Regions from separate parts of the Homo sapiens genome. Here region 1 is linked to region 2. A link is a contact called in ENCODE Hi-C or POLR2A ChIA-PET data. All regions are on one chromosome and are shown on one strand. The core of a region is the stretch at or near the end of the contact, and the rest is flanking DNA. Distances in the headings are between cores, read along the strand shown. Region 1 overlaps DIP2B (disco interacting protein 2 homolog B). Region 2 holds the start of SPATS2 (spermatogenesis associated serine rich 2).

The links. A loop is a pair of places that touch in the nucleus more often than their neighbours do. ChIA-PET counts read pairs that join two places held with the same protein, here RNA polymerase II (POLR2A). Pooled maps may share reads with other maps.
Region 1: a loop to region 2 is called in a pooled map, with 7 times the contacts of the local background. The contact joins the enhancer-like site here to the promoter of SPATS2 in region 2. A Hi-C loop is called at or near these places in 2 of 50 pooled maps. POLR2A ChIA-PET finds 5 or more read pairs at or near these places in 3 of 52 experiments (B cell, Caco-2 and RWPE1).

The regions. Positions count from the first base shown.
Region 1 is chr12:50,516,213-50,520,884 of GRCh38, forward strand. All of the region lies in intron 1 of DIP2B (disco interacting protein 2 homolog B), which reads left to right. Among named protein-coding and RNA genes, the nearest start is that of DIP2B, 14 kb to the left of the region's middle. RefSeq lists enhancers at 1,320-1,369, 1,390-1,479, 1,540-1,829. Within about 2 kb of position 1,684, at least 8 of the 41 ENCODE cell types and tissues checked have a DNase peak (open chromatin) inside an H3K27ac peak, as active enhancers do; they include B cell, where a contact is called at or near this core.
Region 2 is chr12:49,365,167-49,369,914 of GRCh38, forward strand. It overlaps SPATS2 (spermatogenesis associated serine rich 2), which reads left to right and starts at 2,296. Exons shown (of 14, transcript NM_023071.4): 1 at 2,296-2,421. RefSeq lists enhancers at 1,376-1,635, 4,672-4,748 and silencers at 1,926-2,405, 2,426-2,475, 2,506-2,575.

The DNA of each region.
Region 1 (4,672 bases), core at 434-2,933, 1.2 Mb after region 2:
ATCTCTCTCTCTCTCTCTCTCTCTCTCTCTCTCTATCTCTATCTCTATCTCTATCTCTATATCGAGAGAGTCTTGCTCGTCACCAAGGCTGGAGTGCAGTGGCGAGATCATAGCTCACAGTAGCCTTGGATTCCTGGGCTTAAGCGATCCTCCCACCTCAGCCTCCCAAGTAGCTGGGATTACAGGCGTGTGCCACCACACCTGGCTGATTTTTTATTTTTTGTAGAGATGGGGTCTCGTTATGTTTCCCAGACTGGTCTCAAACCCCTGGCCATGAATGATACTCCCACCTTGGCCTCCCAAAGTGCAGAGATTATGACTGTGAGCCACTGTGCCTGGACCCCATCTCTTAATACTATCACATTGGGAATTAAGTTCCAACATAGGAATTTTTGGGGGACACTGACATTCAGACCATAGTAACTTACCAAAGTCAAAAAAATTGAGAGTCATCCTTATATTCTAAAAATATTTTGTTTTGGCCGGACACGGTGGCTCATGCTTATAATCCCAGCACTTTGGGAGGCCAAGGTGGGCGGATCACCTGAGGTCAGGAGTTCGAGACCAGCCTGGCCAACATGGCGAAACCCTATCAGTACTAAAAATGCAAAAATTAGCTGGGTGTGGTGGCGGGTGCCTGTAATCCCAGCTACTCAGGAGGCTAGGCTGAGTTAGGAGAATTGCTTGAGCCCAGGAGACGGAGGTTGCAGTGAGCAGGGATCACAGTGAGCCAAGATCGTGCCACTGCACTCCAGCCTGGGCGACAGAGCAAGACTCTGTCTCAAAATCCGCCTCCCGGGTTCACGCCATTCTCCTGCCTTAGCCTCCTGAGTAGCTGGGACTACAGGTGCCCGCCACCACGCCCGGCTAATTTTTTTGTATTTTTTTAGTAGAGATGGGGTTTCACCGTGTTAGCCAGGATGGTCTCGATCTTCTGACCTCGTGATCCACCTGCCTTGGCCTCCCAAAGTGCTGGGATTACAGGCGTGAGCCACCGCACCCGACCAAAAAATTTGTTTTAATTAGATTTTTTTTTTTAAATTAAATAGAGATGGGGTTTTGCATTGTTTCCCAGGCTGATCTCACTCCTGGGCTAAGGTGATCCACCCGTCTTGACCTCCCAAAGTGCTGAGATTACAGGTGTGAGCCACCTTGCCCAGTGATCCATATTCTAATGGATCACTGAGTCTTGTTGTTTCTACTTCCTGTTCTCCATATCATTCCAGTGTTAGTTCAGGCACTTATTTCTTGCTTAGACTAATGAGGTAGTCTCCTAACTCATCAGCCTGTCTCGGTCTCTTCTCCCTTCAGTAGGTCTTTCTCTACCCTGTCACTGATTGATCATTCTGAAACACAAACCTAATTGTGTTCTCTTCCCTGTTTAAAAGTTTTCCTTGGCTTCTCTCAGTCACAGGATAAACTCTAAGCATCTTTCTTTGTATACCAAGACCTGCCTGCCTTTTTACCCTCATTTCCTGCTCTGTCTATATTTGTTGTCTGCTCTCTAGCCATGCCAGATGACTTGCACTTCCATGAATGCACTGTGCTTTTTTTCACTTGTATGCTTTTGTATACATTGCCATTCTCTAAAATGTCCACTCTGGTATGTTCTTCCCCTTTTTTTGCCCGGTTAACTTCTGTTTCAGTTTCCTGTGAGTTTCCAGTTAACTTCTGTTTCGTTCCAGTTTCCTTTTCTAAGCTCTTTTAAGAAGTTAAATCTCTGTATAAGTAGTCATCAGTTATTGAGAGCTTATGATGTAATAGGTCCTGTGCTTAGCACTTCATATACCTTGCCTGGCTAGTAAGTAGGTGCTGAATACATAGCTCCTATTAGCATAATGATGATGAGGGAACTGAGGTAGCAAAAAGCACCTAAACATTGCATACAATGTATCTTCCCACCTGTGGTTACACATTTCCCATAAGGTAGCATTCTGGACGCATGGCACTGGGAAGGAGCACTGAATTTAGGAGTCATGCTGAATTGGGTTCACATATGGTCTTGGGCAACTTTTTTTTTTTTTTTTTTGAGACAGAATCTCTCTCTTATTGCCCAGGCTGGAGTGCAATAGTGCGACCTCAGCTCGCTGCAAGCTCCGCCCCCTGGGTTCAAGCGATTCTGCTTCTTCAGCCTCCCGAGTAGCTGGGATTACAGGCACCCGCTACCATGCCCGGCTAATTTTTGTATTTTAGTAGAGATGGACTTTCACCATGTTGGCCAGGCTGACCTCAAGTGATCGCCCACCCCGGCCTCCCAAAGTACTGGGATTACAGGCGTGAGCCACAACGCCCGGCCCTTGGGCAAGTCTTTGAAATGTGTTTCTAATCTTAACAACTCCTAGAGATAGGTGTGCAGTTTCTGTACAGTGTGCTGGGATTGGAAACCAAGTCTGTTTGGTTCTAAGCCCTGTGGTGTTTCCACACAGCCATTTTGACCTCCATCTCCCTGAATCTTGTTTCAAGTAGTTTCAGCAGAATTCTCCTGCATCTTAACTGGTATGTCTCATTTTCCTTAGGATACAACTTCTGTCTTTTTTTGTTTGTTTTTGTTTGTTTTTTTGAGACAAGGTCTTGGTCTGTCCCCTAAGCTAGAGTGCTGTGGCATGATCTTAGCTCACTGCAACCTCAAACTTCTGTACACAAGCAATCCTCCAAGTAGCTGGGATTACAGGTCCATGTCACCATGCCTGGCTAATTTTTTATTTTTTGTAGAGACAGGGGTCTCACTTTGTTGCTGCCCAGGCTGGTCTTGAACTCCCGGGCTCAAGCAGTCCTCCTGCCTTGGCTGCCCAAAGTTCTGGGATTACAGGCATGAACCACTGCATCTGGCCACAGCTTCTGCGTTTATTTTTTTGGGGGGTAGGGCTCCCTGGAGGGAGAAGAATGGGAATGTTCTATCTTATTCTCAGAGAAAAAGGTATAGGGGTGTAATTTGTTATTTCTTACCATGCTTTGCAGGAACTAAAGGGGTTAACACTCTGTAGATTATATTTGGAGGGTTTCCTTCATACCAGTATAACTACTGGCAAGATGTGACTTTTATTTCTTTTCTTATTTCTTAAAATTTTTTTAGAGATGGGGTCTCACTGTATTGCCCAGGTTCGCCTTAAACTCCTGGGCTCAAGCGATCCTCCCTCCTTGGCCTCCCAAAGTGTTGGGATTACAGGCATGAGCCACTATGCTGAGCCTCTTTTATTTTTTTTAAAAGAATGAAAAATATGAAGTGCATCTATAAAGTGAAAGGTAATTTTATGTACTTGTCTTTTGTTGTGAAGTTACTTTTTCTTCCTTGAATTGAGATGGAGATGATGAGAAGCTGAAAGGGGAAACCCAGGATGATAATATTTTGGATGCTACATGGGACAGCCCTAAATGAAAATTCACAGGTCTAGCCTAGCATCTTTGAAAGGTCTGTGTTGTGAACAGGCCTCGAGCTTCTGGGTTATTGATTCTGGGTTGTACTTACATGGTGATGCAGAAAGAGTTTTTAGTCTTTTTTCCCCCAGGATATTTAATGTTTAATGTAAAAATTAATGTATAAATGAACATAGATGCTTCTGTGAATGACATGTACTTTAATTGGTTTTTCTTGGAGGTTTTTTTTTTTGTGGTGAAGAAATAGTGCTCTAATACCCTTTATTTTTGGAGGACTGTTGCTTTTAGGCATACATTAAAGCATCTGCAAGATTTTTTTTTCTTTTTCTTTCTAAGAATTTAAGATCATATTGTTGTAAGTTAATCATGGGCCAGAACTTATGGCTTTTAATTCAGTTCAGATATGAATAAATTTTATAGTGCTGACCAGTCTTGTCATTGAATCTCCTTTTTTTTTTTTTTTTTTTTTGAGACAATGTCTTACTTGTCACCCAGGCTGGAGTGCAGTGACATGATCTCGGCTCACTGCAGCCTCCGCCTCCTGGGTTCAAGCCATTGTCCTGCCTCAGCCTCCCCAGTAGCTGAGACTACAGGTGTGCACCACCATGCTCAGCTAATTTTTGTATTTTTAGTGGAGACAGGGTTTCACCGTGTTGGCCAGGCTGGTCTCAAACTCGTGACCTCGTGATCTGCCCGCCTCGGCCTTCCAAAGTGCGGGGACTACAGGCGTGAGCCACCGTACCCGGCCTGAATCTCCTTTTAAAAAAAATCAACCCAGCAAGGAATTGTTAGGTAGAAGCTTCTGATAGTTCTTGTTTAGTAAATCTGTGACAAAGGCAAAGACACTGTCTTAAAATTTTAAAAAGTCATTCATGATTTATTTGACTTCCTCTCTGGTTTGGAGAAACTTTCATTTTTAAGTTGAACATGTAGAACAAGCAGTGGTATGAGTTTTCCTTCCATAGTTCTTTGCTTGTTTTTCTTCAAGAAGACCAAGAGAAGTACTAGAAAATGAACATCCTGTTAAAAAAACAACTTCTCCATTTGTCGGTTCTCTGAGCTCTGATTTCTAATGTTACCCCTATATCATAGCTATTTTTAAAATTATCTTAAAGTTAGGAAATTATTATTTGCATAAATATTCTCATCTCCCCTAAGTAAGCTGCATGAGGACAGCATGCAGTGTTCTTTAGTGAAAATGCTTTTCGGTTCAGCTAGTGAATGAATCTAGATTCTGCCATCAGCCTCCCTATCTACCTTTTTTCTTACTAGTATCTGACACTCTTCTATTACAATC
Region 2 (4,748 bases), core at 1,046-3,545:
CCAGGGTCATATCCTCCTGTTCCTACTCTGTATGGGAAGGAAGGGGAATTGTGCAAGAATTAGTCACTCATTCCTTTCTGTTCCTAAACCACTTTGTACTTTTCTGCTTCAACACTATGTTATTATAGTCATTTAATAACTTATATTTGTTTTTTGTAGAGATGGGGGACCTTGTTATGTTGCTCAGGCTGGTCTCAAACTCCTGGGCTCAAGCAATCCTCCCACCTTGGCCTCTCAAAGTGTTGGGATTACAGGCATAAGCTGCTGCAACTGGCCTATTTAATAACTTTATCCTCCTTTGGAACTGGATACTCTCCTTGGGGTAATGATTTTTTTTATTCTTCTTTGTAAATGTTCGAATACCTAGAACAATACCCACCATCATTGAGTAGGTGCCAATTTAGTGAATGAAAAGAAAGCAGACATTTGGATAATTTGCTTCTATTTGAATTTTTGAATGAAGATTGAATAGTAAGGAACATATAGTCCAGTGCCGTACCTAGCTGGATGACTTCGTCTTCTGCTTATCTAGATCAGTAAATCATATGGTTGGAGTAGATGAGACATTACTAACCACAGGTCATTGGACTCCAGGCGATTTTTGAGCCCTTACCTCAAGCAACGTTAAAAACCACAAGGATCAGATGGCTTGGCAAAGCTCTACTATACTACTCAGTTACATGTACTGTGATTGCAATAACATACGTGGAAACCAAAATGACATGTGCCTGTGGTGTCTAGCTATACACTGACACACACTCTCCAGCTTGTTGGTGCCTTTTCAGAGCCCCTTTGCTTGGCCTCAAAAGGTAAGATGAGGACAAATTCTAATATATATATATATTTTTTGAGATGGAGGGTGGAGTGCAGTGGTGCAATCCCGGCTCACTGCAACCTCCGACTCCTGGGTTCAGGTTATTCTCCTGCCTCAGCCTCCCGAGTAGCTGAGATTACAGGCGTGTGCCACCACATCCGGCTAATTTTTGTATTTTTTGTAGAGACGGGGTTTCACTATGTTAGCCAGGCTGGTCTCGAACTCCTGACCTCAAGTCATCCGCCCGCCTCGGCCTCTCAGAAGTGCTGGGATTACAGACGTGAGCCACCGCGCCCGGCCCCAGATTCTAATAAATATTTTCAATGCTGACTGTCTAAATCCCTCTGGCCCCTCTTAATAGACCCCTGACCAGTCGACACTGAGGTAAGTGCTTTATGCATGCAGAAAGGGTGCACAAATACTAGTTAGTTCCAGCACCAGGGAGGTTGGGAGTCTGGCGTCGAAGAGAGTATTTAACAGAAAAGATTCGAAGGGCGGCGGGACCGACCACCGCCGCGTAGAGGGGCTATGCTGACAGCTGGGTAGATCAGAAACCCGACTGACGATCCCGAGGTCATTCTTCCCGCGCCCCCACCGGCCTCTGCGCTCTCTCAGGAGGCAGAGCGACCGCGCGGTCCGGAGGCCCCAGCGTTTCCCGTCGTTGGCGACTCTGAAATTGCCTTTTGGAACAAAACTTGGGTCGGGAAGGAGGCGAAGGGGAAAGCGGTGTGAAGTCCTCGGTACGGAAGAGTGAGCGGCGCTGTACCCGGCGGCCAGAGAAAAAGCTTCCCAACCCGGACATTGAGCAAAAGCCCCGCGCTCGACTCCCCTAGCGGCGCCCGCGTTCGGCCACCTCCGGGGGAGTTTCGGCTCTTTCCGTCAGTTCAGCTCGGGCCCTCCGTTCCCGGCGCGCGCCGGGTCCCTAACCGATGCCGCCGGGTACGAGCTGTGCTGCACGCGGACGCGAGCTCGCGTCCCACCCGTTTTCCCCTTCCATCTACTTTGTCCCCAACCCTCTCCCCGAGTCTCTTCCTTTCCCCGGTAATTCCCAGTCTCCGGTGGCGCGCGAGCCTGCGGACGGTGCGAGACGCGAGGGACCGGGCCCCGAGAAGAGCGGTAACCCGACTGGTCGGAGCCCGCCTCTCGCCGCCCCGCGCCTCTCCCCGATCTTCTCGGTCTCCGGTGCGCGGGCCGTCTCGCCGCTCGAGCCGCGCTCGCGCACCCGTTGGCTGCCACAGCCTCGAGCTTGGCGCGCCGGATTCGCGCCGGCGCGAGTACGCGCCCTGAGCTCTGGCTGGCTGGCTGGCGCGCACGCGCCCGAGAGGGCTCCGGGGCGGGGCGAGCCGCTGCCTGGGCGAGGGTCGGGGTGATCTGCTGGATCTCCGGCAGCATCCTGCAGTCCGGCCCAGGAGAGAAGTGGGGAGGCGGCGGTGGGGGCGGGGCGGCGTCCGGCTCTGAGAGAGCTGGGGGAGGAGCGCGGCGGCGACGGCGGCGGTGGCTCTAGAAGGGGAGGTGGAGGATCTCCTTTCCTCTTCTCAGACCCGGGAGCGTCCGGGACGCGGAGCCCGGAGCTGGGGCGACGAGGCGATTGCGGGGGCCTGGGCTAGGTGAGGCTAAGGGTGCTGGGTGGCGGGGTTGGCGGGGGCTCAGAGGGCGCCGAGGTGCGGGGAGCGGGTTGAGGGAGGAAAAAGAGGGAGGGGGTAGTTGGGGGCGGGGGGACGGGAAGGAGGGGGATGTGAGCCCTTAGAGGCCCGAAGTGCCCAGAGGGTGGAAGGTTCCTGGGGTCTGTGGGGCGGGTGAAACACCCGCGTCGGAGTTGGGGAGTTTCCAGACGGATAGGCCGGGGAAACAATGGAGTGTGGGGGGGACTCTGGCGTGAGCGTGTGTGGGGTATTGGATTTTAAGAAACAACGAGCGAGATAGAACGAAAGAATAGGATCATTTGGGATGAGAAGTACAATGAATTAGGAATGCAGTAGGGATGCGTAAGGTCACCTCCGTGGCTGTGCGAGGTCCTTAGCATTCGGGGGCAATAATGAGATTTGAAAATAAGGGAGAGAAGGGCGTTCTTGGAATTGAAGGGGGAGACGAAATGGAAAATCAGGCGAACAGACGCAGAGACATAAAATAGATGTGGTTAGGACTTGGATTAAAGCAGAAAGGTAGATTCAGTCAGTTTTGGACTACAGTGATATTTTTCTCATAATTCATCCAGAATGATTAGGTTCTTTTAGAAAGTGGATCTTTCTCAAGCTTGTCCCTCTGTTAAGGAGTACAAGCCGTTCTTTAAATAATTTGATTATCGCTTGTCCATTTTATTGATAAAACATGCCTGTGATATTTACTTCCCCTCTGTTTAGCAGGCTACTGTTCCTAATTTACCTACGGTTAATGAAGCAGGAGAGGACAGATCACCAAAAATATCTTGCTTTAAGTTAGGTCAGTGATAATGCAGATTTCAGTGTTTTGGAGAGAACCAAAAGCTTGGTTGTTTGTTTTCAGTTTGACCAAAAGGTGATGGATAAAATTAAGTTACCTGTACTTTGTTAGAATTGCAATTTCTCACTGAGAAATGTTCTTGTGCCATCTGCTACTGGTTTTGTGTTTGTGGGAGAGAGTTGGGGTTCTGCCTTAAATTATTTCTTGATGTTAACTTCAAATAGGCTGCCTCATACCTTCCAGTTTCAATTAAGGTGATTTGGGAATATTGATTATGATGTTTGCATTTCCTTAATATTTGGATTTCCAGACCAAATTTGTGATTGTACTAGATAGAAAATTGCCGATTTTGAAATTGTAATGACCATTGTGTGCTCCTAAGTAGTCCATGTTAAGCCTTTTATTTGTTGGGCATTAAGTTTTGCTGACTCATCTAAGATTTATGGACATTAATCAGTTTGTATTTCTCAGCTAGGTCTTGGATGGTAGCATTTAGGTTACTTTACAAAGGTCCAAAAATAATGATTTAAATTGTTACTTTTCTTAGATGTTATGAAAATTGAACAAAGCAAGAAATGAGTGCAGTGTTCTCATTAGTGACAATGTGCCTCTTTTTTTTTTTTTTTTTTTTTTTGAGATGGAGTCTTGCTCTGTTGCCCAGGCTAGAGTGCAGTGGCGTGATCTCGGCTCACTGCAACCTCCATCTCCCGGGTTCAAGCGACCCCAGCCTCCCAAGTAGCTGGAATTACAGGTGCCCGCCAGCACGCCTGGCTAATTTTTGTATTTTTAGTAGAGACGGGGGTTTCACCATCTTGGCCAGGCTGGTCTCGAACTCTTGACCTCTTGATCCATCTGACTTGGCCTCCCAAAGTGTTGGGATTACAGGCGTGAGCCACCGCAGCCTAATGTGCCTCTTTTTTAATTGACCTCTTTCAGTGGGCTAGCCAAGGTGCTAAGATTTTTTTGTATGTATTATCTCATTCAATCCTCACAATTATTTCATATTTTGTAAATTAAGAGGTTAAATAATTTACTAAGGTCACAGAGCTAGTAAATAACAAAGCTTTATTCAGACCTAGCTGTATCGGATGCCTTTTTTAAAATCTTCACTACCTGTTTGCTCTTTCTGCTTCACCCTCATCTTGGTTATAGTAAAGCAGCATGAACTGGTTGAAACTTGGGTCTGATAACTGTGATTTAGATGAAGATTAAGTTAGTAGGCTGTAGCCTACTCTGTGGAGTTCATTGAAGGTTTACTGCTCCTGTGATTTAACAAAGGTCTGGGATCCTGATAAATAGGGCTAAAAACATCTTTTTGCTTAGGATTTGTCCTGCGACCACACTTAGTTTTCTGTTTAGTCTTATACTGCTGAGGTACTGTGCATACGTGGCACTCTTACTTGTAGAAGTCAAGACAGCCAGTTGTGGAGCCAAACCAATTAACTCTGGAAAACAATTGAAAACTGCTCAGTACTCAGGTGCCCTTGAGCCCACA